Linked DNA regions of Homo sapiens: region 2 is linked to region 1. The links are chromatin loops, found by intact Hi-C in ENCODE. Cell type or tissue: heart left ventricle. All regions are shown on one strand. Each heading gives the region's core, and the rest is flanking DNA. Links, peaks and the distances in the headings are about the cores only. Region 1 overlaps STK39 (serine/threonine kinase 39). Region 2 has its middle 67 kb from the start of STK39.

The links. Hi-C counts contacts between places; a loop is a spot of excess contacts. Peaks named below come from ENCODE experiments on the same cell type or tissue, not always from the same donor. Only the 100,000 strongest peaks of a DNase experiment are listed, where the experiment ranks them.
Region 2: a loop joins it to region 1, with 2.1 times the contacts of the local background. A loop is called at or near these places in 15 of 110 quality-filtered maps.

Annotation. Positions count from the first base shown.
Region 1 is chr2:168,136,558-168,152,339 of GRCh38, reverse strand. It overlaps STK39 (serine/threonine kinase 39), which reads left to right. Exons shown (of 18, transcript NM_013233.3): 6 at 11,582-11,691; 7 at 11,950-12,051; 8 at 14,119-14,252. Among named protein-coding and RNA genes, the nearest start is that of STK39, 100 kb to the left of the region's middle. In heart left ventricle, for the core only: no CTCF peak of the experiment used is centred there; no DNase peak of the experiment used is centred there; H3K27ac peaks cover 1,409 bases.
Region 2 is chr2:168,307,001-168,322,782 of GRCh38, reverse strand. No RefSeq gene overlaps it. Among named protein-coding and RNA genes, the nearest start is that of STK39, 67 kb to the right of the region's middle. In heart left ventricle, for the core only: no CTCF peak of the experiment used is centred there; no DNase peak of the experiment used is centred there; H3K27ac peaks cover 594 bases.

The DNA of each region.
Region 1 (15,782 bases), core at 3,779-11,778:
ATTGTCTTGGGTGTAGAGAGGAGAGTAAGCCAAGCCTCTGTCCTGTGGCTGCTTTTACCAGAGCATCTTTAAAAATAGTCCTCCCACCCCACATTGGGGATCCAGGGAAGAATGGATATGTGGTGTGGGAATTATCTGTGTTTTTCCTTTGTTCAGTGTAATTATCTTATTTAATAGAAAGTTGACCACTAGTGAACTCTTGAAAAAGCTGTCTCTTGGCCTGGAACCTTCAGCACATCTGGGCTGGGACTCCTGCTCCAGCCTTCCCTTCTGTTGCTGCTCCAGGTGTGACCAGTGACTCTACTTCTTACTGAAAATTCACCTGCTTTGGGGCAAGGGTTCTGTAGCTCTGACATAGATGGGCAGATTATCTGTGGTTTGCCATTTTGTTCAACTGGTCCTCTCCACTGCTGTGGCTAATTGACTGTATCAGTCAACTGAACTTTGAGCCAAATATAATTGGCATTGACCACCACTTATTCTTTTTGTCCCTTTTAAGCCTGTGGTGTCTTGATTGAGAGAATGGCTGAGGAATTGGGGAGGGAGTAGCAGCTTCTGTGTTTTTACCAAGAATCCTGTTGAATTTTTTTTTTTTTTTTTTGAGACCGAGTCTCACTCTGTCGCCCAGGCTGGAGTGCAGTGGCGTGATCTCGGCTCACTGCAACCTCCACCTCCTGGGTTCAAGCGATTCTCCTGCGTCAGCCTCACGAGTAGCTGGGACTATAGGCACGTGCCACCACCACACCTGGCTAATTTTTTGTGTTTTTAGTAGAGATGGGGTTTCACCGTGTTAGCTAGGATGGTCTCGATCTCCTGACCTTGCAATCTGACTGCCTCGGCCTCCCAAAATGCTGGGATTACAGGAGTGAGCCACCGTCCCTGGCCTGAATTTTTCTTTCAATTTTTCTATCGTGAATTGATTTGATTCCTTGTAGAAGGTGCAAAGGATGTAGCCTATTTGAAGGAAACTGGTTGATGGCAATGTCAAGAGTCTACATATGAGACCCCAGTCATGGGAAGGCTTGCTTCTTTGTGTTTCTTTTATTTTAAAAGATGAAACTCTACCTTTATGGACTGTCTTATGATTTCTTCTTTTGTTGTCAGAAAAGGCTGTGAAACTGTCATTCTCTGATGTTTCAAAGAAGGTTATGACTACTGCTCCCTCATTAATAGATAGGGAAGATGGATTTGATAAGTGACTAGAGCATTTGATAAGTGACTCTCTAGGGCCTAGACTCAGGAAATACTGTAGGATTATGTTTTTTTGACTGTGAATGACTTGGACACCATGCCATGGTTGGGGCCCATGGCATATAGAGCCAAACAAGGCCATTGAGCACCATTTGCTTTCAAGAAGGAATAAATAGAAATGAAAACCAGGAGCCTGATGTGGGGTGAGGGGAAGGGATTGGGTGGGAGTGAGGGTGTCAGAAGAACCTCTTTGGTTCTACATGGTTCCTCTTGGGGTACCAGGTTCTCTCCCAAGCAAGATGGGTGGTGTGTCCCAATATGTAGTGGTGTGTGAATAACTGATTACTAATAGTAAAGTGCCAACATATTTATTGACTTGCTTAAAAGGTAAGCAGATTCAAGGTTATCACTCTAATAATATGATATCAGGTTGGTGCAAAGGTAATGTGGTTATTGCCATTGCTTTTAATTTAAAACCGCAATTACCTTTGCACCAACCTGATATCACCCTTACACAATTCATTAGAGGTTTTCACAAATGAGAGAGAAAGGAGTAGTGCCACATAAATCTGTGCAAAGAATCATGTTTACCTATAGCCTCTCTCCCAGTACCATCACACCTGCAGTGAGCAACTGTTACTGATAAACTGTTAGTAAGTATTGTGATTATAAATTATTTTCATGCACTTAACAAAGATTTCATAAAAATCTGTGTATTCCCAAAGAGGTGTGCCATGTATATGAATTTATTCTACTGCACATATGAGACATAGTTGAGAATCGCTGGGTTAGACAATTCTGTGTGGGATATGATTTATGTTTTTAGAATTGCCCTTGGACTAACTGTGTCATAAGATACATGAACATGCACACTTAACTACTTTTTTCCTGCTACGCTTCCTCGACTGCCATGGTTCTCTTCATCTGAGAGGTGAAAGAGGAACCTGTGGAGTTGGCTGTGCATTGAGATCTTCCAGTCCCACTGAATCACGCCATAGTGCCTGCTAGGAGGACAGTAATCTAGAGTAGTGCTTCTCTTCTTCGATGTGCGTTCAAGTCAGCTGGGGATCTTGCTGCAATGCAGATTCTGATTCAGTAGGTCTAGAGTGGGACTCAAGATTCTGCATTTAAAGCCTCACAGGTAATGCTGGTCTGGTTTATGGACCCCACTTTGAATTACAAGGGTCTAGACTAGGATGTCGAACTTACTTCTGTTTCCTATTTTCCTAGAAGTGTGCTATTTTCTTTGGTGTAGGTTTATGTAAATATAGCCCCAGCAGCAACTACTGGCAAAAAAGCGAATTAGATTCTTCTTGCAGTATGTTTTCTTCCCCCTTGAGATGCCTCTGCATTTACTTATTTTAATTTGTGCTTCTGGCATGAAAAGCCATGCTTGATACTGGAGCTGTTTTAAAATCCAAAATTGCACTGTGTGCTAAACGGTTTTCTTGCTAATTTTTTACCAAGTCCTTTTGGGGATTGCAGTGACTTTGGCCTCTGATGCAATGGTTAACCCTTAGCAGTCAGGAAGTGTGAATCAGTGTGGCTAGACTGAGGAAAGGCAGGAGACTGTAAGAGTTAAGAAGGCTTTGGGTACAAATAACAGAGTACTGGTCTGAAAGGAGATTAAGCAGCAGAAACGTTAATTATCTCACGTAGCAAGAAGTCTGGGCATTTGGTTTCATAGTTGGTGCAGGGGACCTAGAGATGTCACAGAGGTCATGGACTCTTTCCTTCTTCCACTTCTGCACTGCCAGTGGGGATTGGGCAGCACCTGCCAGCATGGGCTGTATCACTCCCATACATCACATCTTCATGGGCTGTCATCACTGCCAGCATCACCTCTTCACATGACCATTCTCAAACAGGAAGGAGAATGGGGAGCAAAGGAGCCCTGTAGGATGGTTATTTTATTCAGGAGAAAAACTTCACTGCAAGGGCCTGTACTGTATTACTACCTTTGGATCTTACAGGTCAGGACTAGGGCAGAGCCACAGACCATTCACTGGTGAAAAAGAACCATATGCCATTATTGGCTTATATCAATAAGGTGAATCTCCCAAGGCCTGGCAAACAAAATCAAGATTCTGGTAGGAAAGAACAGGATATGGATGTTGGGTAGTCAGCCAACAGTGTGTGCTCCAAGAACTGATACTGAGAAGTTATCATATTCTAAGCTCCTCATGGTAAAGCTTGAGGACCTGTTGCTCAAAGAAGGAAACGAGCAGGGAGTGTCATTGGGACTTAACATTCAGGCCTGTTCAATTTTAAAGCACCTCTTTGGAGCGGAAACATGGCTCCTTTGTATGCACTGTGTCTTCCCTTGCAGCCTGTCTTCTTTCTGTTAGTTTTAGGGATTATTGATGGCAGACTTACTAGAATCAGGATCCCACAGTATGCCTCTGAATAGGGGCCACATATGTTACATCACACACGTTGCTATCTGGCCTCTTTGGCCGTGGGTGTGCTGGAATACCACTATAATAATAGAAGGAAAACTACTCCTATGTGCAAAGTGGCATTATTTCAAGAAGGAAGCCAGCTCAGTGAGTGTGGGTGGCTGCTGCTGCCGGTCTTGTTGCATCTTGACTTGTCCTGCTGAGCTTTCTGCTCTTCTTCTTGCTCTGAGCTATGCTGTGTTCTGCTGAGCACAGCGCAGGTGCCCAGAAGCGCAACGTCCACCTGGAAGACTTAAGTTATCCCTCTGCCTCCTTTGAGTCAGGACAGCAGAAAGCTTTCTCCTGCTTTGGATTGCAGGGTTTCCTAGTAGGTTGGAGGGAAGGGGTGGCCCTCCCAGTTTGCACTCAGAGTTGGCTTTCAGTGCCCAGAGGTCTGGTGACATTCTGATGATGGTCAGGCTCCAGGAAAAAAGTTGTGCCTATTTCCTCTATAAACAAAAAGAAAACAAACAGAAGTATTAGTATCCAAAGGCTGGATTTAATTATACATAAACTTAAAGCAGAAATGGTGATTTGGTCAGTTAAGGGAGCGAAAGCACTTTGCTAAAGTATACCATAATTGAATAAGCATTGCAATCAGAAGGAAACAATACTAGAATCCTGTTGGCTTCCATATAAATGCTGAATTATGGCCTAGGATGAGCTTTCTTGTTATTCTCAAATGCCCTGGAGGGAGAAGGATTTTGACCAGAGAGTGCTATGATCAGAAACTGCACTTTAGGAAGATTAATCTGGATGTAATAAGTAAGTCTGGATTGCAGTTGGAAGAGGCATGCCTCTGATTCTGTAACTGCTAACTGCTAAAGCCCTGACTTTCCCTGGTCTGTGTTTTTCTTCTTTCACCAAGAAAATCGGGTGAAAGGGCCCTGGGAATTAGCAGCAGAAGATGGTGCTTTTAGTGCTGAGTGTAGTATACTGGGCCCATTAGCATGTTTCTTGTATTTATGTTGTTTAGGTCATGTCATAGTCATTCTATTTTAGTTAATATATTCCCCCATGTTAGCTCTCACTGCAAGGCCAGGATTATGTCTAAATCAAAACTCTGTTAGCCTGTGGTATCTAAACCCACTCCGTGCATGTACACAATTGTGCACACCCATGTGTACCGGGCATAAGTAGGTGCTGCACCACTGACACACATCCTAGTACAAAAATAATATGAAAATAAGGAAATACATGGTTAAAAAAAATGCTCTCTTTAGTCTGTTCCCAACAGAATTAAGAAAATATTTGCTTCTGTTTTCTACTCATTATTATACAGTTTGCATAACTGAAGTCACAATGTACTTCTTTAATCATCCAACGTTGGTGGTATAACATTTTAAGGAAACCTGTGGGACTCGGGAAGGCCGGATGCTGGCAGCCCTGAAAATGTTCCCGGGTGTTTAGAAGAACATTTCAATTTTGTCAGTCAAGTCTTGAGAGTCTCTCATGAGAAAAAAACAACAACTGGGAATCAAACCAAATTATAAAGAGATAGGTTTTCATGATATAAATATGACATTTAGGATTAACCAGTGAACCTCAAACCAGTTTTTCTGTGTTGGGTAATCACAACTTGATCTTTACTCAGAGAAGAGCTTAGGAGTTGCGGAATCTTAACCCCATTATTGCATTTTGCATTTCCTTCTCAATAAAGAAAAATACACTGAACTTTCCGGAAGAGGAGACTAGGGCTAAGTGGCTGACTCCTTTCTGAAGGACTGTGAATTTTATTCAGACCTTCGATAACTTGCTGTGTGTTCCTTGGCAAGTCATCTAATCTTTTTATTCCTTCCTCTTTTCTTAATTCCAATATCTACTAAATCATCGTATTTTCTTAAGAATTGGTCTAATCCTCTCCATTTCCAACCTCTCTATTCATATACAGGCTCTGTTGATTTTGCTCCTGGGCTATGGTTGTGGTCTTCTCTGCTTCTAGTCTTTTTCCTTTCTTGAACATCCCTGCATGGTCACTTTTTCCAAATGTTGTTCTTCTCTAACGAGAGAGGGAACAACAGCTGTTAATTGAATCAGGTACAAATTCCCTTACCTGGTGCTCAGACTCTGTGGTTGGTTGGGCCCCTCAACAATCTCACCCAGTACTTCCCTGCTTTTAAAAATAATGGCCTCTGTGGAAAAGAAGCTGCTTGTAGGAAAGAACTCTCAGGGTCCCCTGAAGCTATGGGGGCTCCTATTGCTCCAGACTCCCACCCAGCCACTTAGGCATCAGTGTCTCTTTTAACTCATTGTAGCTACATTTTAGGAAGCTCTGAACTCTCAAACATTGATCCCGTTACTCTCTGATCAAAGAGAGTCAATGTTGTTCATGCACAACTCAGGTTCCTTTTCAAAGAGAATAGCAGATACTGTAGAAGTTTGAGGTAGGTGAGGCTTGGGTACTCACCCACAGCTTCCCTTACAGGTTTTAGAGAAATCAACTTTCAGACCAAATTTTGCCCTTCATTAGCAAGCAAGCCCCTAAACAGTTCTCACAATTTGTTCTGTAAGCTCAAGGAAATCCCAGTTCTTTTTCCTCATAGGTGAATGAAAAATTCATTAGAGGCAGACATGCCAAGATTCCAGATGCAGTTTTTGCTTTATCCTTATGCTTGCTACTAGGAATCCAACCATCCACAGAACTGGCTAGGGTATAGTCTACAGTTGGACTGGACTGGATTGTTTTATTCTGTTCATGCAAGAGTAAGGAGTATATCTAAAATATTTTAGCCACTCTCTGGTGCTAAGAACCTTTATTTTCAGCAGTGAAAGCCCATTTCTAACATGTATCATACCTCTCAACAGGTCACTGTTTTCCCTAATAATAACCCCTTTGGACAATCAGTCACCTGGCTTATGCTCATCTATATTTAGATTTGGATAATAGAAATACTTCCAGCAGCTGCCTCTGGCATCCTGAGTCGAGTGCTATCAGAACCCCCCCAGCACTGGACATTCTTGGTTAGAATGCCAGCTGACCACCTAGGTTGTGGTATCACAAACATAATATCACATGGCATATGTTGAAGTATTTTAGGTACATTTTAGACATCATAACCACACAGTTGGCAGACTTTAGTTTTGCGGACTAAATTAGGCAGGAGAAATCGCTTTTCTATTTTTTTAAAAATGAATTTGTTGCCAACTACAGTAAGAAAGGGAGCTTTTTCATAAAGATTCCAATGTTTGGCTTTTTTGGGAAAACTGGGATATCCAGCAATCCTGGGTCTACATTTCTCTATGGCAACTTTCTTCTGGTGCCAAGCAGCAGGGGCCTGCCTTGGACCTTGGTGGGAGGGTGCTGACAGTGGGCTCCAGGGCTTCACACAGGGCCCAGCACTCCTAAAGTCTCCCGTCACAGAGACTGAGCATCAAGGGCCCTTGTCACTGAGACTGTAGCTGTTGTTTTTCAGGACCCTCTTTTCTCCATTGTATTCCTGCCTGGCTGCTGTAGGTGTTTTGAGTTTTTGACCCTTGCAGCTGTCAGTTTTTCTTCTTGGCTCCACACTTGTGCTTTGCTCATGCCGTTTCTTTGTCTGGAATTTGTTTCCTGTTGGACTTGCTCATCCAAGTCTTCACCTCATCTTGAAGGCTGGCTCCAAGACCCACTTTGGAGATAGTCTTCTATGACCATTATGGTTATAGCTCCTCTGCTTCTACACAGACAATATAGTATTTGATTTTATACATCTTATCCTACTTAGGTGGGAATATTCTTTTTTTTTTTTTTCTGAGACGGGCTCACTCTGTTGCCTAGACTGGAGTGCAGTGGCATGATCATGGCTTACTGCGTCCTCGACCTCCTGGGCTCAAGCGATTCTCCCATTTCATCCTCCTGAGTAGCTGAAATTACAGTTGCATGCCACCGCACCCACCTAATGAACTATCATGCCCGACAAATATTGTTGAAGTCAAGAAACATGTCTTCTCCTATTTTATCTCTGCCACTGTAAAATATTTATGCTTATCCCCTCAGCCTGCTTGCCTTGCTTATGAAAAGGCAGTGAGTAGCTTATCGATCTACCTAACAGTTGTTATAAAGAATAGTCATACATGGTAAAAAAAAAAATGAGTCTTATAAATATGAAAGTAATATAGAAATTGAGGCTCGGCATGGTGGCTCATGCTTATAATTCCAGCACGTTGGGAGGCTGAGACAGGAGGATCGCTTGAGCTCAACAGTTTGAGAACACCTTGGGCAACATAGAGAGACCCCATATCTACAAAAAATAAAAATAAATTAGATGGGCATGGTAGCACATGCCTGTAGTCATAGCTGCTTGGGAGGCTGAGGTAGGAGGATCGCTTGAGCATGGGAGGTTGAGGCTGCAGTGAGCCATGATCATGCCACTATGTTCCACCTTGGGCGACAGAGCGAGACTCTGTTTCAAAAAAATAAAATAAATAAATAAAAATAGGCCTAAATAAGAAGCCCAATAAGGCCCAGAAAGTTTAAGTCCCTTTCGGGAGTCATACAGTTGGGTAATAGTCTAGCCTTAGGCCTAATCACTGTTAACACTCAGATCTTGCCCATTAGTCCTGTAATGTTTCCTAGTAGATCTGCCACTCTCCAAATCAGATAACCATACCTGCAGATCCTCCTCAAGGCTTAGTAGCATTCACACATCAAAACTAGACCATGACCAATGTTACTGAAATCAAATTACGCAAAGGTGATGAATGCACATCAAATTACTCACCAAGAGCCAGGGTGCCGGAGATGCTGTGTCATTAACAAGGTCATGCAGAAAGCCTTCTGCTGGTGCACCTGTTCAGCATGGAGGGTTGATGTACCTAGACGACAAAGCATCATGTGCAAGGGCAATGCTGGTGAGGCCAAGGAGGTGATGGGATCAGGGAATAAAAAGTAAGTCATTCAGTAGGCTGGAGCTTACTGTCTGAATCTGAGAGTAGTGATATAGGTTTACGTGTTATGCTGAAGGATTTTGACTTTTTCCTGAGGGGACAGGGAGCCTTGAAAGACTTTTTTTTTTTTTTGAGACAAAGTCTTGCTCTCTTGCCAGGCCAGAGTGGAGTGGCATGATCTCAGCTCACTGCAACCTCCGCCTCCTGGGTTCAAGCGATTCCCCCGCCTCAGCCTCCAGAGTTGCTGGGACTACAGGCGCGTGCCACCAGGCCCAGCTGATTTTTTGTATTTTTTTAGTAGAGATGGGGTTTCACCATGTTGGCCTGGATGGTCTTGAACTCCTGACCTCGTGATCCACTTGCATTGGCCTCCCAAAGTGCTGGGGTTACAGGCATGAGCCACCGCTCCTGTCCTGAAAGTCTTTTAAGGAGGGCTCAGGCCTGTGACATAGAAAGGCCTGGTTGCTGGAGCCTGGATCTGGGGAAAGAAGGGAGATGGGAACTTAGGAGGCTGCTGCAGAAATCTTAGCAAGAAGTAGTGGTGGATTAAATGAAGGCAGTGGCTGTGGAGGAGCAAAGAAGTGGATGGATTCAGAAGGTCTTAGACCCTTTTTGTTATTAGGATGACAGCATTATTTGTTGTTGTTGTTGTTTTTCTTAAAGCAGCATTTACCCATATCCTCCAGTTATTCCTGGAGGCAGGGAGATGGACTGGCTAACTTTATGTGTAGCCTTTGATTCTGTGTTTCTAGAGAAATGTCTGTGGTTTTGTACCCAAGTGAATCTGGCTGCATTCCCTTTGGCTGTATAGATGTACCCCTTAGGAAACAAGGACAGCTTTTCACTGTTACAGTTCTGCCACCTTGTTCTAACTGTCATATGCAAGCTATCTCAATATAATATACCAATTTTTTGTGTATATAACATAAGCACACTATGTACTTTGCTCAAAATGTTCTGTTACTGAGTACATATAATCTGTATACACATCAGCCGTACATAGGAGCAAATTGTATATTTCTTCTGTAGTCATAGAGGGAGTAGATATTAGGATTGTTGTTTTCTGCTCCTGAAATTTTTGTTCTGAGTTTTAAAGACATTTAGCCATCTGTTTATGACTTTAAAGTGAGTGTTCAAAGTGGAGGCTCTGAATGTATGTATCATTACAGATATATTGAAAGGGTATTGTCAATAATAAATGGCTACTATACATCTTTTTCGGCTGTTTTCTAACTTTTTAAAATGTGTAATGTAAGCAGGTAGTATTTTTAAGGAAGTGGAAATATATCTAATGTTAACTATGGATTTTTACCTGGATTATGTCTTTTAGGAAGAGACTTTAGGGTGCAGAGTTGCTTCAATTGCATTTAAAATAATCAATTTTTCCTTAAAGCAGCTTTTACCTGTATCCTTAATTTATAGATGATATGTATTTATTTCATATTATATTATAAAATCATTTTAATAAAAATGAAATGTTGGATTCATCGTTGAACTTCTTTTTAGAAATATAAATTAAGTTGAAATTAGTAGCTTTCAAAGTTTTATCATATATATTTTTTCCAGCAGATATAGTAGATGCTTACAAATATTTTAATTCACCTAACTCTTCTCTAAGAGAATGAATTGTATCTTCTCCCACCCACAGGAGACTGACTGGTTCCAGAGATTTCTTTTCACAAGACTTCAGTTTTCTGGCTGCAGTATAAGAATTAAAAGGGCTTTAGAGTTGGAAACATATATGCATATTAAGTTATTTAGCAGTTTAAACATATATACTTTTATTCAATATGAACATGAGAGTAGCAGTTGGAACAAAGACTCCATTTGTCAATTTTCATTCCTTTTATTTGTAGTTGAAATCCTGTTGGGAGTATGAGTAAATTTAAATATAAATAAAATGCAACATTCAATGTATTTCTACTCAGGAAACCAGTTACAATGTTATTAAGTTACAATTGCATAAACTAACCTTATAGGCCTACAGCAAATGCTAATACATTTTGACCTTGGTTTGTACTTGAGGGTGTTTTTTGGTAATTGCTGTCACCCTGACAGCCAACAAGGGGGACTCGCAAAGGAAAAGCGTATGAGAGCGATTTGCAGGGGCTCAGACTGCACATTGCGCTGTGGTGTTTTGATGTGTTGCCTACCTGTTTTTATTACTACCCACCAGCTCGCTATCAAGTAGTCCTTGACCTGGCTATCATTGATAGGTACACTAGTCTTGAGTAATTGGTACTTTAACTTATCAACTACTTTTAACCACTGTGTAAAAATGAAAGCAAGAATAGTACGTTAATAATTGCCAGGCATTCCCTTCTGTACTGTACATACAAATAGAATTTTTACACATGTGCCTGTATGTATATATAGGTTGAGTATCCCTAAATCAGAATATGTGAAATCTCAAATGTTCCAAATTCTGAAACTTTTTGAATGTGAGGTGACATTCAAAGGAAATGTTCACGGGTACATTTCAGATTTCTGGTTTTCGAATGAGGGGTACTTAACTAGTTTAGTATATAATGCAAGTATTTTAAAATGAGAAAAAATCCAAAATCTAAAACATTTCTGGTCGCAAGCATTTCCGGATGCTCAATCTGTACAGTATGCCTAATTAATTCATCTTCTTATAAAATTAACTTCTATATATAATGAGTTAAAGTTAAGAAAAATATTATTTACTTGTACAATCCATTGCCTCTGTACTTATGAAAATTGTCCAGAAAATCAGTCTTTGCTGACTAAGCTTTTTTGCATATGGACATACTCGGGCATGTTGGCTTTATATATCTTATCTTTATATACCTCAGCTAAAAGCTAACACCCTTTATATTTAATTTGGTATGCTAAGCTTTTGGACCGGCAGGCTTGTGGCCCATTACCAGCGATGGTATTCTCCAAGGTGTAGGGGATAGCAGAGGGCAGGTCTTCCTTTTTTTTCCTGAGAGAGCACCGTAGACATGTTTGGAATAGTTCATCACCACTGTAAAGCTCACAAAGAAGAGACATGCTCAAAAAATCACAATTTATAAGCAATAATGTCTTACATAAAATAAAGGTGATTTTTTTTTCCCTTTCAGATTTTGGGGTAAGTGCGTTCCTAGCAACAGGGGGTGATGTTACCCGAAATAAAGTAAGAAAAACATTCGTTGGCACCCCATGTTGGATGGCTCCTGAAGTCATGGAACAGGTAAAAAAACAAAAAAAGTGACTTTTTGATGGACATAGTACAATCGTACAGATCATTAATATGCTAACATTTCATTTGTATCTAGCATTTTAGTAGAATGCATAATGTAACTAAGATTTAATTCTCAATTGCTAGCTAATTAGCAAACTAACGTGAAAGTTATACATCAACAGCTGTGGATTTCTGACATGACATGGACTTGATGATGTGTAACATGCCTGCTGTATGATTGTGTTTTTTTCCTGCTTTCTTTCTTAGGTGAGAGGCTATGACTTCAAGGCTGACATGTGGAGTTTTGGAATAACTGCCATTGAATTAGCAACAGGAGCAGCGCCTTATCACAAATATCCTCCCATGAAAGTAATTACAATTGGAAATACTACATCGGGGTTGAAATGTGATTGGACGGAATCTGTTTTCTAATTCTCTTCAACATCTTCATTCTTCTCTTAGACCCGAGGAGAATTAATGGAGGAACGCAGCCAAGTTGAACATTGTCTGATTTTCTCAGTGGACAGAATAGGACAAAAGTAGCATAATTCCCAGCTTTGAAGCTTGCTTTATAGTCTCAGCACAGAGTTAAGAAAATAATGTTATCAGATTGGTTGATGGAGGTTGATAGCTATGACAAATGCTGGTCATTACTCTTTTGATAGCAGAACAACGCCAGGTTCCCAGAGAATATCTCAAAATAGATTATAGTGATGTCATCTCTGCAAATGGGTTTCCCAGATTTTCAGAGCTTTTTTTTTTCTTTCTTTTTAAGTGGACTACAACATTTTTACCCCTGCTCTTATAGTGTAATGTTGGCAACTGATCTGATATAAGTGAGCCACAGTGTTTTTAGGATGCTATTTTCACGTTTCTGCTCTTCTTTTAACTGGTTTATACCTCATTATTTCTCTTAGTTCTGAGATAGTGGTATCAGGGCTTATTTACCCAACTGGATTTTGTTTTGAGGCTGAAATAGTTTAGTGAAATTATAATGCTATTTTACATAGAGTATGGTCTATGATTGTTTCATGGTTACTGGAAAAATTTGGGAGGATTTATTTTAAAAACCCAAGAATAAAAAGTGAGTTTTACTGATTAAAAGAAGTAGTATACTCATATTGTAGAAAGTTTGGATGTGCAACTCAGACTAAAGAAGAAAAACAATCATCCGTAATCTCATCAACCAGACAATCTCTACTAAGGTTTCAGTGTAATTCATTTTATTGTTTTTATATATATATATATAAATTTTTTTTAACATAGTTAGGATTTTAGTGTATTTGTGTGTGTGTGGGTACATATACCGGATTTTGCTAGCAGAAAATTTAAAATTGAAGCGTAAACAATTGAAGTGACCTCTTGGAGAAAAAGCACTGAAGTAATGCTGAAGGATTTTTTCTTTTATTCAGTTTTTCTTTCTTCATTTTCTTTCTTTTGCCTCTTCTCAGTGTTTCCCACCTGAATTCAAAGTCGCACTTGCTTGTCCCAGCCTGACGTCCTCTAGGACTTTTCTTCAGAGTTCCCAGTCTCCCGCTTTCTCCTGTGGGCTATTATCCTCCACAAACAATAAGCCGTCACTTTCACGCTTCATCTATTCACACATCTGAAAGTGTTTGAAAAGAGGCTTGACATGTATAGCATTTGCATAAATTAAGGCTGAATTATGCATTAATGAGTTTTATTGATTGTACAGGCTAGTAGTTTTCTACACTTTCCACTTTTTTTTTAAAGCAAATACTTTTGAAGTTAGTATGAAAGAGTGGAATTTTTACCGTTTTGATTTAAAGTTGTATTTTATTTTGTTTTGTCCCCCTCCGAAAGCAGCAAGGACTTTGGATTTGATGACAGTTTTTAGCAACTCAGTTATATTCTGGCTATCCTTCAGTGTCCTGCTCTCTCAGCTTTGCCAAGCCTTTTAGCAATTTTCTGTATGTTTTCTCATTTTTTTAAAGGAAATCATGTTACCTCCTGGGATGTTGTGGTTTTATTTTTAGGGCTAGTAATGTGTTACAGAAGCCTTGAGTACAGGCAGTTCCTTACTTATGAATGACCTGTATACATGAACAGTCACTGCCTCGCTGGCCCTCTCTCTTCTCCTCCACCCGCTTTCCCAACTAGCCTGTGCTGGAGCTACGTGCTCCTCAAGGCAGTACACGAGCCAGTTCCCAGAAAGCTCTGTCCGGGATCATTCTTAACACATAGAGCAAGTTTTGTAAGTTCTGTCAATGGAATAACAAAAAGGTTAAAGGGGGCATGAACACATTTGCAGTGGTAATGAATACTTTAAATACACAATTTCTGCAAAGTTAAAATCATGGGAAAGCACTTTGTATCTAATCAAGGATGGTTTTTTACACTTTTATGAAAAATTCAAAACTAGATTGTAGCAATTGCTATACTGAGATTCTGTCTTCATGTTTGTTTCTGCTGCAGGTGTTAATGTTGACTTTGCAAAATGATCCACCCACTTTGGAAACAGGGGTAGAGGATAAAGAAATGATGAAAAAGTACGGCAAGTCCTTTAGAAAATTACTTTCACTGTGTCTTCAGAAAGATCCTTCCAAAAGGTAAGTGAAACTTAGTGGATGAGTTAATGACCTGGTTTGAGCCATGACAAAGCTTTGTTTGTAGATGGGGAAAGGCTTTGTGAGGACACTGGAAAGGTATTTCTTGTCTGGGAAACCCTGCTGTGGTCCCCAGATTTCCAACCTGTTAGTGAAAGACGGTGTGGGTCCAAGAGGGAAAGAAGTGGGTGAAGAACGAAGGAGAGGCAGAGGAAAAATTGTGGTGTTAACAAGATTCACTGTGCTTGTTAAGTGTGGGCTCTGTCATCAAAGGAAATGAAGTAAAACAGAAATCAAAAGAAATTGGCAGTGCTGCATTCAGAAGCTGAGCTAATATTCTTCACTGTGTAGGTTGAACTGACCTCTCAGGATTTGAATATCCTGCTAGCTCCAGTCTAAACTAGGCAGAGCTATTGAATTTTGCATGAGCTTCCTGTTAGTTGCAGAACAAGTTGTTGGTGCTGTTTAAAAGATTATCAGTAAAGAAGATTAAGGAGATTTTTTACCTTAAAAAGATTAATCATGTAAACAGAAGCAAATGGCTTTAAATTAACATTAGTGTTTCCTATTTATTCTTGGGTTATTGCCCTGCACTGTAGTGTGTCTGTTTTCTGAGTTCCTTTTCTTCCTTCTTAATTTCTGTGACTTTGAAATATCCTGGTTAGTGATCATGGAGCCCACTGTTCTTTGTCACCTAGAGGAGATTGTTAATTATGTGAATGGCCTTGCCTGGGTAAGGTCCCTTTGTGGGTTCTTGGTTGTATGTGGTGTTATCCTAGCATAGACCAGGAGAGGCCTCTGAGAAGTTCCTATCTATCCTAATCCACCTGAGGATCCAATTTGATCCTTATATTTTAAAACATAATAACTGACTTCTCTTCTGAAACTTTCTTTTTCAGGGAAGGACTCTGCTGTTAGAAATGATTCCTTTATTTTGATCTTAAATTTTTATGAAACTTGTTAAGCCTTTACACAGTAACTTACAGTTTGAGTAGGCAAGCCTTCTCTAGTTTAAACACAGTTTCCATAATTGTACCCATTCTTTGTAGCTGCTCACTTCATTCCTTTACATTTGCTGAATTTGCCTTGAATCTTTTCCATATCAATCACTTTTCTCATGGAGCCAGGAATGAAGACTGCTATTAGCCATCTTGAATTATTTATTGTAAAAGGGATGATTATTTTGTCATACCTGTGTACTATTTCTATGTAAACATCTCATTTGTTATTTATATTTGATTCATAGGGCTTGTTTTCCTTCCAAAATTTTTTAATCTTTCATTGAGATTATTTCTTCAACCTCCATTTGGGTGAAATGCTCTTAGATTCTAATTTTGTTTTCCAACATTTGCTTATCTTCCCCTTGAATTTGGTGTCATCTCCAGTAAAATTTTTTGACATCTTCAAGAAAACAGAATTTGATCCTTCATAGCCCAGCAAGAGAAGTTCTTGTCTTTCCAGTTAGTACTAGGTTATTATAGATGGTCTTCCTGATTCTTGAACGACAGTAATTGAGATTCCACCTAGTGGTTG
Region 2 (15,782 bases), core at 3,441-11,440, 170 kb before region 1:
TCTAGGAAACTACTCTGGTTTATGTCCCTGAAGACTAATTTCTAGCTTCTAGAAAACGGTGTGAAATGTACACTAGAATATTCAGACCACTTACTAGTTTCTGTTGATCTTTTTAATATAACTATTTTCATAATTACATTTATATCGCTTTAAGGCTCTCCTTTCACCCTCCCCACCCACCTCCAATATTCTCTTGAAGTTCTTTCTGCTGTTGATGGAGAGTATTCTGCCTGGGGAGCTGTCTGATTCAAAGCCAAGTTTGGAGTTGTACAAAGGAGGGGCCATGGGTGTTTACTGCAGATGTAGGGATCAAGGGAAAGCTTCTCCTCTGCCTTCTGAAGGTTTGCTGAAAATGAACTCAAAATAGGCAGATTAATGGGAAAAAAACCTGGACTGAGTAGTTTGGGTTTCATTTACTGAAAACAGCTTCCTGTCATGCATCAAAGAAAAAAAAAGTGTAGCATAATTTTAAATACAAATTTGTGGATGTACATGGACACAGAAGCCTTGCAAATATGAGACTCAGAGAAGGGCCAGATTATTGAGGCTTAAATACCCTCTTCATATTGTCACCGCCTTCATAATATTGTGACAGAGAAATCTGACATAGCCGACCCCATCTTGCTTCTAACCTCCAAGCTGTTCTTATTCATTCCTGGGCGTAGATCAAACTAACTTGGGGAGGGATTTAGTTTTTAGTTTAACCTTAAAGCAAGGATGATAATAGCCCTTCCCAAAACTGCCCCCTTCTTGTTTGGGGACCAAAACCACCTTTATAAAACCAATGAAAGGCTACAAGACTAGGATTATGGGAATGGCCTGAACTCTGCTAAAATACGGGTGTAGTTAAAGGATAATCAGCCATTGTTGCCAGAGGTCACAAGATTTGTAACCTCCCCAACTGTTTCTGTAGATAGCATCACTATTTTAAAACCTAAAATTGGTGTTTGAGGTATTTTTCAGACACTGCATTCTGATGGAACAGCTTTTGCCACCCATACTGGTAACCCATACCAAGAAACTGGCTTATTTGGTCTTCTGATCCCACCCAGGAATTGATTCAGTACAAGAAGACAGCTTCAGCCTCCTATGATTCCATCCCCAACCCAACCAATCATCATTTCCTACCCCCTAGACCCCTACCCACCAAACTATCCTTGAAAAACCCTAGCCTCTGAATTTTCAGGGAAGCCGATTTGGATAATAAACTTCTGTCTTCCACATGGCTGACCCTCCATTAAACTCTTTCTCTGCAGCAATATTGCTTCTTCAGTAAATTTGACTCTATCTGTCTGTGCAGCAGGCAAAAAGAACCCATTGGGTAATTACAATAGAAGAGAGAGAAAAGAGGGAAATGTGGCAATTTTAAAAGGTAATAAATAACTTTTAGAAAGAATGAATGGACTCAAGAGGCAGATGTTGTCTTGGAAATGATTCTTCTAATAAACTAAATGAGACTGGCAAGTTATGGGAAGGTGGGGGGCAGAACTGCACTGTGAACAAAGGGTGTCTTATTATATAGATAAAGTCTCCCAGATAATCTTTCAAACCTTCTCTTAGAAAAATAAATGAAAAGTCTGCCAGGGTGTGTGGACAACTGTTATTAATAGTTTCTTCTCTTCTCTGGTGGTGAATTTTTCCTGGTTATTTGACAAGATTACTAGGGAGAGGGTCTTAAGACAATTGCATTTCTTTTGGAAAGAAATTTCCTTAGATTAAAAAAATTCCAGAGAGATCCCCTCCCTGTGCTTGGGGTGGGGGAGGAAACGAGAAGATTAGAAAGTTTTTTGATTCTAAGGCAGCTTCTAAGGCCTTCCAATTTCTTTTCATTCAAAGTAGTCAGCATGCCAAAGCTTCAAACTTTGAGGTATGCTCTCTCTACCACAATATAGGTGATAACAGAACAGCACTGGCACTGGTTTCTTTTCCTTCTAGAAGGGAAAATGGGTGACTCCAAGAACACTGGGATTGACAGATTGTCCTTTGAAGATATCAGACCTTCTTGCAAGGTCTCAATTTGTATTCATTCTTTCTATGCAGTTTTGCAAAAGAGAACATAAGTTTGTTAACTTTGTGAATTAATTCCAATAATGTTAACTTGAGTTGTTTTCTTTTTCCTATTTAAGAAATAATTTGAATTTCTTTCTCCCTCCAAATCTTTTTGTATACATCATTCTCATCTGCTTTTCCCTTGAGACATGGCCATCTCTGATGACAAACAGTCCTGTAATAAATCCTGTGTTGATCATCAAATAGGAGGATTCAGAGAGACTCTTACTGGGCCAGGTGTCAACTTGCTGCATTCCAGCAGCCTGAGAATCATAATTCCAGTTTGTGAAGTTAAAACTTGACAGTGACATTGTGAAATCTAGTTTTACTAATGACTGTATTGGTGATTCATTTGGTTCCTTGCATTCATGTGCCCTGCTTTGCAAATGCAAATGTACTTTTCATAACAATATGCTTACATCTTTCTTTAATATTAATAAGAAGGCACCTGGTCCCTTTCCCTGTCTCTACCTTTCAATTACCATAACAATCATTCTAACTTAGACCACATTTTTTTTTTTTGAGATAGAGTCCTGCTCTGTTGCCCAGGCTGGAGTACAGTGGCACAATCTCTGCTCATGGCAACCTCCATCTCCCAGGTTCAAGCGATTCTCCTGCCTCTGCCTCCCGAGTAGCTGGGACTACAGGCACACGCCACCACACCCAGCTAATAATTGTATTTTTAGTAGACATGGGGTTTCACCATGTTGGCCAGTCTGGTCTTAAACTCCTGACCTCAGGTGATCCACCCACCTTGGTCTCACAAAGTGCTGGGATTACAAGCATAAGCCACTGCGCCTAGGCTTCAGACCATTTTTGTTTTTCCCTGTGTACTGCCCCCACCAGCATGTCCCATATATTCCCTCTTACATACGCTCATCAAATTAATCTTCCTAAATTGAAGCTCTGTCATATTTTCCTTGCTTAGAAACCTTCAGCTACTCTCTCTTGCCTGATATACTTACACTGGTATCTGCGTAATTGAGCTTTAACCAATTTTTCCAATATTATCCCCAGCACACTCCCCCAAAACTTTTACTGACTTCAGCCAAAGGAAACACACTAGAGCTTTCCACATCCTCATTTTTGCTCATACTGCCTGAAACAGGGGTCAGCAAACTATGTCCAGTGGGATTTGATCTGCAGACTGTTTTTGTACAATCCATAGGCTATGAATGGTTTTTACCTGTTTAAAAGATGAAGAAAGTGGAAGAGGTAGAAGAGGAGCAAAATAAGAATATGCAACAGAGACTGAATGTGAGCCATAAACCTTAAAATATTTATTATCTGGCTCTTTACAGAAAAAGTTTGCCAATACCTGGCCTAGAAAACACCCTTCCCTCTCCTAGTGCTTCCATTAAAATTGCATTTACTATTGTAGGCCTATGCTAAACACAGCCTCACACCATCCTCCTTCTACTCAGCTGCCTAAATGTCTCCTTTCTTCAAACCCCTTGGGGCCTTTTTGGGCTCTTTTAGACCTCTTACCTTTCTCTGTTGTGCTATAATTATATGTGTAAGTTTTTATTAAGTGAAAGCTCTCTGAGGATAAAGACTGTTTCTCGTATTTAAAAAAATATCTTCCAGTATTGTAGCATCTAGTAAAGTAAGTTATAGACCAAATAAACTTGGTAAATATTTGTAATTGAATTCAGTTAGGGTCAAATATAAGCCATTCCCTGGGTTCCTAAAAATGAGTACGAGTTTTCTTTTTCCCTGGGCCTCAGTTTGTGTTACTCCAAAGATCACCATTCACTGAACCAAGGAGACCCAGGATACAACATGAGGGTGAGCCTGGAATTGAATGAAACCACAGGTACTGCTTGAGATCTGGCCAAATGAAGAACAAATGCAAGTTGTCAATATAAATTATAGCAACTCCTAGAAATGTCACTACTTACTCCAAAATGCTGTTGTGTTTCTGAGTTTACTACTGTAGAGGCAGAAAGGTGTGATACCTTCCTCACCCGTCATAAGGGTCAAGGCCAACACTCCTATAAGAAAGACAGGTTAACAAGAGAGAAGCATAACAAACATATTTAATTAATGTTTTACATGACATGGGAACCTTCCGAAATGAAGACCCAAAGACCCAGGGAAAACTGTCTGTTTTTATACATAGGTTTGATGAAGGATGGACAGCCTTGTAGAAATGTGGTTGGAGAGAAGGGTGTGATCTAATGGTAACAGACTGAGAGGGGAAACCCAGAAAGGCCTGTCCAGATTCATCTTGGCCTCTCTGTGTAGCATTCCTTCCTCCTGGGTAGGGGGCAGAAGCCCTCTGGAATGAGGGTCTTCAATAGAGAAAGGAGGGGCTGGCTGCTGTAGCTCATGCCTGTAATCCCAGCACTTTGGGAGGCCCAGACGGGCGGATCACTTGAGGTCAGGAGTTTAAGACCAGCCAGGAAAACATAGGAAAACCCTGTGTCTACTAAAAATACCAAAAGTAGCCAGGCATGGTGGCATGTGCCTGTAATCCCAGCTACTCAGGATGCTGAGGCAGGAGAATTGCTTGAGCCCAGAAGGCGGAGGTTACAGTGAGCTGAGACAGCGCCACTGCACTTCTGCCTGAGTGACAGAGAAAGACTCTGTCTCAAAAAATAATAATAATAATAAATAAAATAATGAAAAAAGAGAGAGAGAGAGAAAGGAGAAGGGAGAGAGTGACCTTTCTAAGCTTTATGGCTTGCTCTGGGGGAGGAGAATTCTGGTTTCTATATCCTACAATGGGGAAGAGGAATCTGGTTCCTATGTCTCGCTTCCAGGAAGAAAGAGGGGTGGAAAACAGGAGGATGACAGAAGATCAAAGATACCTTGTTTCTGAGGTCCTTCCAGTATCCTTCAGTTCAAAGTACTCAGCATGCCAAGGTGCCACACTTTGGGGGTATCATGCTGTGAGCCCTGATGCTGTTTAATAACAAGGTAAAGGATTTGCTACACTTGATGTAAGTGATTGATTTAGATAACTCCTTGAATTTTATGTTGGAATTTGGAAGTTTAAGTCATGGATTTATAAGGATCAAAAGTTTACCAAACCAGGTACTCCATGAAGTATACTCTATTAGACAGTAAATTATAAAAGCATTTGGTAGGAGTTATGGCATAATTTGATAATATACAAAGCCAGAATATACAAGTGGGAATCTGAGGTTACGTGACTGACAAGTTGTTAAAGAGATGTGAATGGGGCTGACTTTCCAAGCTAGCATAAGTTTGGTCATTCATTGGATTCAGTGCATGTCAGTCATTTCTGCTCAACCAGTAAGTATAGGAAGCATCCTTCAGCTAGAAAACAAACATAGTGAGTGGTCCAAAGAGGGACATGGACTTTGAAATAAGAAAAAAGAAGCTGACATGTTTCAGACAGATTTCAGGGAAGGCAACATGGTAATTAATATGAAGATCTAATCTCATGTTAGTGACAAATCCATCAAGGACACTACATACACACAACCAAGATGTGAGATCCAAAGATAATATGTTAGGAAAACATGTCATTTAGGCAGAAGGGGAGCTTATATTATAGTTGAGGAGGAAGAAAATTGTTGAAGCCAGAAATATAGTGCCCAATTTCAGGTCTAAGGAGTGAAACAATGCCGTCATCAGATAATAGCATCAGAAGTTAGAAGGTTGGCAAGATCTTGATAGTTAGAGGGTGAGGCAGGACAAGATAAGTGGATACGGATGAGGGCTATGCTGGTATGAGGGTGTCAAACATATGGTGTCACCTCCACAGGAAAGAATTTGCAGACAAAAATCATTACTGCTATGGTTTTAATGTCCCCACTAAAACTCAAGTTGAAATTTAATTGGCATTGTAACAGTATTGAGAGGTGAGACCTTTGAGAGGTGGTTAGGTCATGAGGGTTCTGCCCTCGTGAAAGGATTAATACTATTATTGCAGGAGTGGGTTACATATCATAGAAATGGGCTCCTGATAAAGGGATAAGTGTAGCCCCCCATCACACTCCCTGTCTTCCATGTGCTCGCTTGCCCTTCCACCATGTTATGAGGCAGCAAGAAAGCCCTCACTGGATGGAGACCATTCATCTTGGACTTCCTATCCTCCAGAACTGGGAGTCTAATAAACTTCTTTTCTTTATAAATTACCCAGTCTGTGATATTCAATTATAGTAGCAGACTGTTTTCAGACTAATACAATTACAAAATGGGGATCTTCTAGTGAAATTGCATCCAGACACTAGACTAGGCCTCTAGAACTTCAGACACAAATAATATTTTCCAAGGTAACCACAATATCATTGTCATGCCTAAAAAGATGAACAATTATTACTTAATATTATCTAATACCCAGTCTATAGTCTAACTCTCTCCATTGTCTTTAATAAAAAGCAAATTCTTCACATATTTCTTATGGTGACATATTTCAGAGACTGTAATGGAGCCTAATGTTTATTGATTTTATGTTCCATCTCTGAGGGCTGCAAATAAATATTTTCAGAATCCCATGGTGACAGAAGCAGTAACATGATGTCATATCTGAGATTCTGGCAAGGGCAGTAGCTGGACTGAAGTAATGTTTAATGGAAATGCAAGGGAGAAACAGGGCCAAAACTACATCAGGATGAGTAGTCAACTATCTACAGAGGGCTGCCTTCAGGGTAAAAAAGATCCTCCTCTTATAAACTTCCTCCTACAACTCCTCCACCTATCCCATCTGTTAAACCCTCTTTATTACGCGGCTTGAGCAAGGACAGCCACTTTGAGCAGCAGAAGGTCCAAATTTGGCTACTCTGGCTGGCACTTGGCAATGTGGTTTCTTTTCTCACCCTGTGATCTGCTCTCCTGCCTTCCTGTTCTAAGGACAAGTTCATGTTCTAAGCATGATCCATTTGCTTCTGGGCTCACCCTTTACTCCTCTACTCTGACATTCTGACTCCTTCTCATTTTTCCTCACACAGTTCCACTTCCTCTGGCTTAATTCCAGATACATCTGATTTTGAGATCTCCACCTCTTTCTTCATTGTGTATACCTCCTGCTCCTTAATAAGTGTCCCTGTGGTTCCCACACTCCTACAGTTGAAAGACCTTAGTGTATGCTTCCAACTACCTCAATGCCTCTTGAGACCCTTGTCATAAGCTAGTCATGCACAGTGGGTCTTGCTCCACTGAGATTCTTTAGAGATTTGCATGCTCCCAAGATAAATCTCTGGGTATTGCTCCACCCCCTCTACAACTATGACCTTCATCACTCCATGTGTGTTATGACATTTTTGAGCATTGCTCAGCCCATGGAATTATCAAGGACTATAAACAAGGCTCTATCCACAAAGATAAAATAGGAATCAAACCACCAAAAAGGCATGCGGAGGACGTAAGTGGACTTGACTTTGGGGTACATTTTTTTGTTTCTAGAATAAAGAAGTACATTCAGTTTGAACAACGTAAAAACTTCACAAAGTCAGAGAGACCCAGAATTACAGGCTCACTATCTTCATACCATTTCAGCTGTGGGAGGGGCCCTATCAGCTCTCCAGGGCCCACTTCAACACTATAGGAGAAAATTCTTATTGGGCCACATTTACATACTCCTGTGTTCTGTTTCTTACTATATCATTGGGCTTACTTGAGGTTTCAATGCAATAGGCTTGATCAGAGCCTACCATATAGCTTCTATGATCACATCTATTTTACAGACAAAGCAAAAATAATTTAAGAAACTTGCATGAAAGACATAGCAACTATACAGCTAGAGAGGTCATTTGAACACAGACAGCCTAACTTCACAGTCCATCCTCATGACATTCCTTAAAATGGCTCTTCGGTTACTGGATGGTATAGCACATTAGCTTATTTGTACCTATTAATCAGAAATAGAGATTTGATTAGCTGCCTTGAAAAATGAAAGAACAAGTACATTTTGGTAGAAAGAATCTATAAGAGGAGCGTTGCCATGGAATGCCTTCAGTGATGGGGGAGAAAGGGATCTGTATGCCAAATTAAAGCATGTAAAGGAAGATACTGAGTAGCAACTTCACAAATTTGCCTAGAGCCACATCCAGGATGGAAAAGGAAAGGCAGCCAAGATAGTGGGTGGGAAAGGATTCATCTAACAGATAAGCACACAACTTATAACTCACTTTCAAGCTGAGATTCACTATAGACCTATAACATATAACTTTATTGGCAGTTCTAATAACCCTTCTATGGTAGCCAGACTCCAAGAAAACCAAAGATCCCCACCTCCTGGTATTCATACCCCTTGTGTGGTCAGTCCACTCCCACACTGAACAGGGCTTACTTGCATAACCAAAAGAATGTTGCAAAATGACAGAGCATGACTTCCGAGACTAGGTCATAAAACACATTATGTCTTCTAACTTGCTCTTGTGGATCACTTGCTCTAGAGGAAGCTTGCTACATGTGGTGAGGATGCTCATGAATGAAGTTTCCTGCCAATTACCAGAAAACACTGAGGCCTCCTGCCTAGAGCCACATGAGTCTGCCATCTTGAGGCTGATCCTAGAGCCCCACTCAAGCCTTCAGATGACGGCAGCCCAACACCTTGACTACAATGTCATGATGTACCTTGAGCTAGAACCACCCAGCTAAGCCACTCCTGAATTCCTGACCCACACAAACTATGAGATAGTAAATGTTTGTGTTTTAAGCTGCTAAATATGGGGTATTTTTGTTATGTAGCAATAAAAACTAACTTCTTTGTTTCTGCATTCATTCATTTGATCCAACAAATGAATATGGAGCTCTTTTGCCTCAGTTGCAAAGCAAGGTACACAGTACTAATATGCATGGATAGAAAGAAACAGCTGTATCCCAGACTTAATGGGCACATGCAGGCAACTCACAGCCTTAGTTGAGGTAGGGCCCCTATTTCCAAAGAAGCTACATTTAAGACACTACTACCAGATAAATGAGGAATACCCTATTTTTAAAATATTTTAGGAAAAGAGATTGTACTAATTATCAGGGAATTGTTTTCATACCTCATTCCTTCATTTAGGAAGCTTATTTTACCCCTTAGGCAAAATTCTTGCTATTATTTGAGTTCCTTTATTCCTATCACTTCTTTGGTGAAGACAGGAAACATACTGTAAAAGAAATCCATCACTGACTTCAAATTACCCACCTCAGTGTCTAAGTAGTTAATTTTTAAAGGGCACAGATCCCACTGTGCTAAGTACAATAGAAATAAATAATGTATATCTATGTGTTTCTCATGCACTTGTCCTTACCCATATTGTATGGATGAAAGATTTAATCGATCTTATTTTGGACTTAGAGACCAAGCCAGTCACGCACTGTTATTAACTTTTGGAACAAATATACTTCCTTCAGTGCATAATTCTTTTTAATATTCAAACTCACAGGAGAAAACTCCTAAGGCATCGGCCTGAATTTCATAGCACTTGTTTACTCACATATCCCCTTGGTACATTTCTGATATATGACTTTCCTTCTTCAGTAGCAGGCATTTTAAATTAAACATGATTTTGCATGATACTTTTCTAGACTATATATAGACTTGCATAGGCTTTGTATTCTTGAATAAATTATTGTTACACTCGTGACAAATCTCTCAAACCGCTATATTAGAGAGTCTGGGGGAAAATATCATATTCTTTTTTAAGTTAGCTGTAAGTTTTCATCGGAGTGGAAAATACTTCATTGTACAAACCACTAACTAAATTTAAATTGTAATTCTTTTCAAACATGTTCTTCCAGACTCGGTTTTTAAAGTATGTTTACTAAAACCCAGGTATGTCAATTGTTTATTAAAAGACCTTTTTATTACAAGTTGTACAAATTAGACTTCCTAAATATGTTATTTTCCAAATGAAATATCTTAGCCTTTTTATCACAGAATCAAAAACGAATCATTTTTCTTTCCAGATTCACTTCAATTACCTCAAAATTATATTTGGCCATTGGATTTATTTCTGAGTGGTCAGACATTCAAAAAATAATTTTAGAGAATGTGTGCCCAGTGAGTGTCAGAGAAGAAAAACGAATCTTTGGCACCTAACTTTAGTTCTTGTGGCAGAGAATACAATTGTCCAATATGAGTGTGCTTCTAAAAATAACTGTGGGTAAAACTGTGGCTCTGTGGTAAATTAAAGTATCTCCTATAAAGATGATTGAGCTTTATATATATATTTAGCTTTTGGGATGAGACAAAAACCAGAGTCTGTTGGATAAGACTATTAACCAAACTCAGTCCTGTTTTAGTTGAAGGCAAGTTATCAAAGAGATAGTCTGAAGAAACCAAGTGAGTTCACATTTATTTTTAATTTTCAATTTCTATACACAGTAAGGTCTTCTTTTTAAGGGCAAAAAAAGCACATTTCATAAATGAATCAATTCATGGAACAGCTCTGTGAGACAGGTCATGTTGACAGAAAGATGGGTTAAGGAGGGGTGGAGTGTGGAGACTGTCTCTCTGCACTCAAAATTCAGTGTGTGTTAATTTTGGAGAGAAATTATTTATGTTACCACTGCAAATGTTTAACTTATAAAAGCCACACTGTGGAAGGGGGAATGGCTGATGGGTTAGGCTCATCCAGCAAAAATATCTGGTTCTCAAGTTTATAGCAAGCTTTTGTTTTGATAAAAGAACAAAAACACATCTTTTTAGTTTTTTTAAAAAATGCCAGATGGAGTGTTTTGCTTTGTTTTGTTTTTTTAAAGAGGAGTCTATTAAACTGACATTTAAACTCAGAGTTCAGGAAAAAAGATTCATTCTAGAAATGAAGTTTGGTTAATTTCTTTCTTAAGGAATAATTAAGGCCAATACTCTATCTGCCCAATACAGTAGTTACTAGCCACATGTGCTATTTAAATTTAAATTATTTAAAATTAAGTAAAATTGAAATTACTTAAAATTAAGTAAAATTTAATTTTCAGTTTCCCAGTTACATGTGCCACATTTCAAGTGTTCAACACATGTGGCTAGTGGCTACCATATTAAACAGCACAGATAAAGAACATAGGCAGCTGTAGTCTAATAGCTCACCCCGGAGCTTTTGTATAAATAGCCCACATTTAGAAATACTCCAGGAGGCAGAAAAAGCTGGCAGAATAGAAGCCTATGCCCTTTGTCTCCTCTGCAGGAACACCACATTTTAACAACTATCTGCACACAGAAAAGCACTGTCACAAGAGCCAAAAATCAGGTGAGAAATCATAGTACCTGGTTTTAATATCATATCACCAAAAGAGGCATTAAAGAGAGTTGGAGAGACAGTCTTGAATCACCAACACCACCCCTCCCCCATCCCTGGGCAGCAGCTGTGCAGGGTGGAGAGTCTGTGCACTTGGAGGACTTTACATTGAACTCACTGCTGCCCTGTCATAGAGGAAAACAAAACCATGCTGGGTTCAGCCAGCACCTGATCAAGGATGGGACATTTGGACCAGACCTAGCCAGAGGGGAATTGCCCATCTGGTGGTCAGAACTTGAGTTTCTTGGCAAGCCTTGCCACCGCAGGCCAAAGTGCTCTTGGGTCTTAGGTAAACTTGAAAGACAGTCTAGGACATGAGGCCTGCAATTCCTAAGCAACTCCTAGTGTTGAGCTGGGCTCAGAGAAGAGGACTAGGGTGACCTGGTACCTCACCAGCTGGAACAGCTAAAAGAGTGCTTGTGCCACTCTTTCTTCAACCCTAAGCAGTGCAGCTCACAGCAATGAAAGTGACTCCTTCCTTTTGCTTAAGGGGAGGAAATAAAAGAGTAAACAGGACTTCATCTTGTATCTTGGATACTAGCTCAGCCACAGTAAGATAGAGCACTGGGCAGAGTTATGAGGTATCCCCCCATTCCAGACCCTGGATCATGGACATTTATAGACACACTCTGGGAACCCACTGGAAAAATGGGAACCCCTTGCCTTGAAGGGAAGGACTCAGTCCTGGAAGGATTAATCACCTGCTGACTAAAGAGCCCTTGGGTCCTGAATAACCAGCAGCAACACCCAAGTAGTACACTGTGGGCCTTGGGCTTTGAGAATGTGCTGAGTTCAGGTGTGACGTGGCACATTTCCAGGTGTGACAGCTACAGTGAAAAACTCCTTTAGACTCCTTCCATTTGAGAAAAGCAGAGGGAAAGTAAAAGGGACTTTGTCTTGTACCTTGGGTACCAGCACAGCCACAGTGGGGTAGAGCAACAAGCAGGCTCTTGCAGTCCTCGAGTCCAGGCCTAGGCTCTTGGATAGCATTTTAGGGCCTGCCCAGGGCATGAGGGTAGCCTACTACCCTGAAGGATGAGTCCTGGTCCTCGTAGCATTCACTACAAACTGACTGAAGAGCCCTTGGGCTTTAAGTGAACATCTGCAGTGGTGTGGGAGAATACACCCCTCACCTCTGGGCCTGTGGTGGCAGTGGCCACAGGGAGATGCTCCTCTGCCTGTGGAAAGGGGAAGGAAGAGCAAGAAGGATTTTCTCTTCTGGTTTGAGTGCCAGCTTAGCTGCAGTAAAAAAGAACATCAGGCAAAATCCTAAGGTTTTTTACTCCAATCTCTGGCTCTCAGACAACAGCTCTGGACCTGCCCAGGGCCTTGAGGAACTTGTTGCCTTTAAGGGAAGGGCACAAACCTGGCTGGCTTTACCACCTGCTGATTACAGAGCCCTGGGGCCTTGAGTGAACTTAGGTGGTAGCCAGGCAGTGGTTACAGTGGGCCTTGGGTAACCTCGGTGCTGTGCTGGCTTCAGGTCTGACAAAGTACAGTCCCAGCAGTGGTGGCAACAGGGGTGCTTATATCACCACACCTACGGTTTCAAGTGGCTCAGCACAGAGATAGAGAAAGAGAGAGACTCCATTTGTTTGGGAAAGAGTCAGGGAAGAAAACAAAAGTCTCTGCATGGTAATCCAGATTATTCTTCTGAATTTTATCCAAGGTCACCAATGTGGTACCTCTGTGAGTCTGCAGGAACCATAGTGTTATTGGGGTTGGGGACCAAGTTGCTCTGAGTACCTGGAAAGCCTTGCCAAGAAGACAGACACAAACAAGCCCAGACTGTGAAGACTTCAATAAATACCTAACTGACACTTAAAAACATCCACAAGCATCAAGACCATCCAGGAAAATAGGACCTCACCAAACAAACTAAATAAGCCACCAGGGACAAATTCTGGAGAACCGAAGATATATGGCCTTTCAGAGAGTTCAAAATTTCTATTTTGGAGAAATACAATGAAATTCAAGATGACACAGAGAAGGAATTCAGAATTCTATCAGATAAATTTCACAAAGAGATTAAAATAATTGAAAAGAATCAAGCAGAAATTCTGGAGCTGAAAAATGCAACTGACATACTGAAGAATGCATCAGGTCTCTTAATAGCAGAATTGATCAAGAAGAAGAAAGAATTAGTGAGCTTGAAGGCAGACCATTTGAAAATACACAGTCAGAGGAGACAAAAGAAAAAAAGAATAAAAAAGAATGAAGCATGCCTACTAGGTCTAGAAAATAGCCTCAAAAGGACAAATCTAAGAGTTGTTGGGCTTAAAGAGGAGGTAGAGAAAGAGGAAGGGATAGAAAGTTTATTCAAAGGAATAATATCAAAGAATTTCCCAAACCTAGAGAAAGATATCAACATTCAAGTGCAAGAAGGTTATAAAACACCATTTGACCCAAAGAAGATTACCTCAAGGCATTTAAGAATCAAACTCCCAAAGTCAAGGATAAAGAAAGGATCCTAAAAGCAGCAAGAGAAAAGAATCAACATACAATGGAGCTCCAATACATCTGGCATCAGACTTTTCAGTGAAAACTTTATAGGCCAGGAAAGAGTGACATAATATACTTAAAGCACTAAAGAAAAAAACCTTTTATCCTAGAATAGTATATCTGGTGAAAATATCCTTCAAACATGAAGGAGAAATGAAGACCTTGCCAGACAAACAGAACCTGAAGGATTTCATCAAAACCAGAACTATCCTATAAGAAATGGTAAAGGGAGGTCTTCAATGTGAAAAAAAAGAAATGTCAATGAGCAATAAGAAATCATCTGGGTAAGGCACAGTGGCTCATACCTGTAATCCCAATACTTTGGGAGGCCAAGGTGGGTGGATTGCTTGAGAACAGGAGTTTGAAACCAGCCTGGGCAGCATGACAAAACCCGATCTCTTCAAGAAATACAAAAATTAGCTGGGTGTGGTGGTGTGTGCCTGTGGTCCCTGCTACTCAAGAGGCTGAGGTGGGAAGATCACTTAAGCCCAGCAGGTCAAGGCTGCAGTGAACTATAATCACACCACTGCACTCAAGCCTGGGTGACAGAGTAAGACCCTGTCTCAAAACAAGCAAACAAACAAAATCTGAAGGTACAAAACATACCGGTAATATTAAGCTTAAAGAAAAATACAGGCCAAGCATGGTGGCTTATGCCTATAATCCCAGCACTTTGGCACGTCAAGGCGGGTAGATCACAAGGTCAGGAGATCAAGACCATCCTGGCTAACACGGTGAAACCCTGTCTCTACTAAAAATACAAAAAATTAGCTGGGCATGGTGGCACATGCCTGTACTCCCAGCTACTCGAGAGGCAGGAGAACTGCTTAACCTAGGAGGCAGAGGTTGCAGTGAGCTGAGATCATGCCACTGCACTCCAGCCTTGGCAACAGAGCAAGACTCTGTCTCAAAAAAAAAAAAGAAAAAAAGAAAGAAAGTTAAAAAGAAAAATACAGAATATTATAATACTGTACTTGTGTATAAACTACTCCTAAGTAGAAAGACTAAATGATGAACGAATAAAAAATAATAACTACAACAACTTTTCAAGACATAATAAGACCTAAAGAGAAACAGCAAAGAACTAAAACGTCGGGGGATGAAGTTAAAGTACTGAGTTTCTGCTTTGTTTTGTTTTGGTTTTTGCTTATTTGTTTATACAATAAATGTTAAGCTGCCATCAGTTTAAAATAATGGGTTATAAGATAGTATTTGCAAGTCTCATGGTAACCTCTAACTGAAAACCATACAATGGATACACACACACAGAAAAAGCAAGAAGTTAAATCCTATCACCAGAGAACATCACCTTCACAAGAAGGAAGGGAAGAAGGAAGAAAAGACCACAAAACAATCAGAAAACAAATAACAAAATGACAAAAGTAGGTCCCTACTTATCAATAATAACATTGAATGTAAATGGACTAAACTCTCCAACTAAAAGGCACAGAGTAGCTGAATGAATGAGAAAAAGACCCCATGATCTGTTGCCTACAAGAAACACACTTCACCTATAAAGATAAACATAGACTGAAAATAAAGGGATGAAAAAAAATATTCCATGTCAATAGAAACCAAAAAAAGAGGCAGGAGTAGCTATACTTATATCAGATAAAATAGATTTCAAAAACAAAACAGTAAGAAGAGACAAAGAAGGCCATTATAATGATAAAGGGGTCAACCCAGCAAGAGGATATAACAATTGTAAATATGCATGCACTCAGCACTGGAGTTCCCAGATATATAAAGCAAATATTATTAGAGCTGAAGAAATACACCTCAATACGATAATAGTTGGAGACTTTAACACCCCATTTTCAGCATTAGACAGCTCTTTCAGACAGAAAAAATCAACAAAGAAACATCAGACTTAATATGCACTATAGAACAAATAGACCTAATAGATATTTACAGAATATTTCAGCCAATAGTTATAGAATACACATTCTTCTCCTCAGGCACATGGATTATTCTCAAGAATAGACCATATATTAGGTCACAAAACAAGTCTTAAAACATTCAAAAAATTGA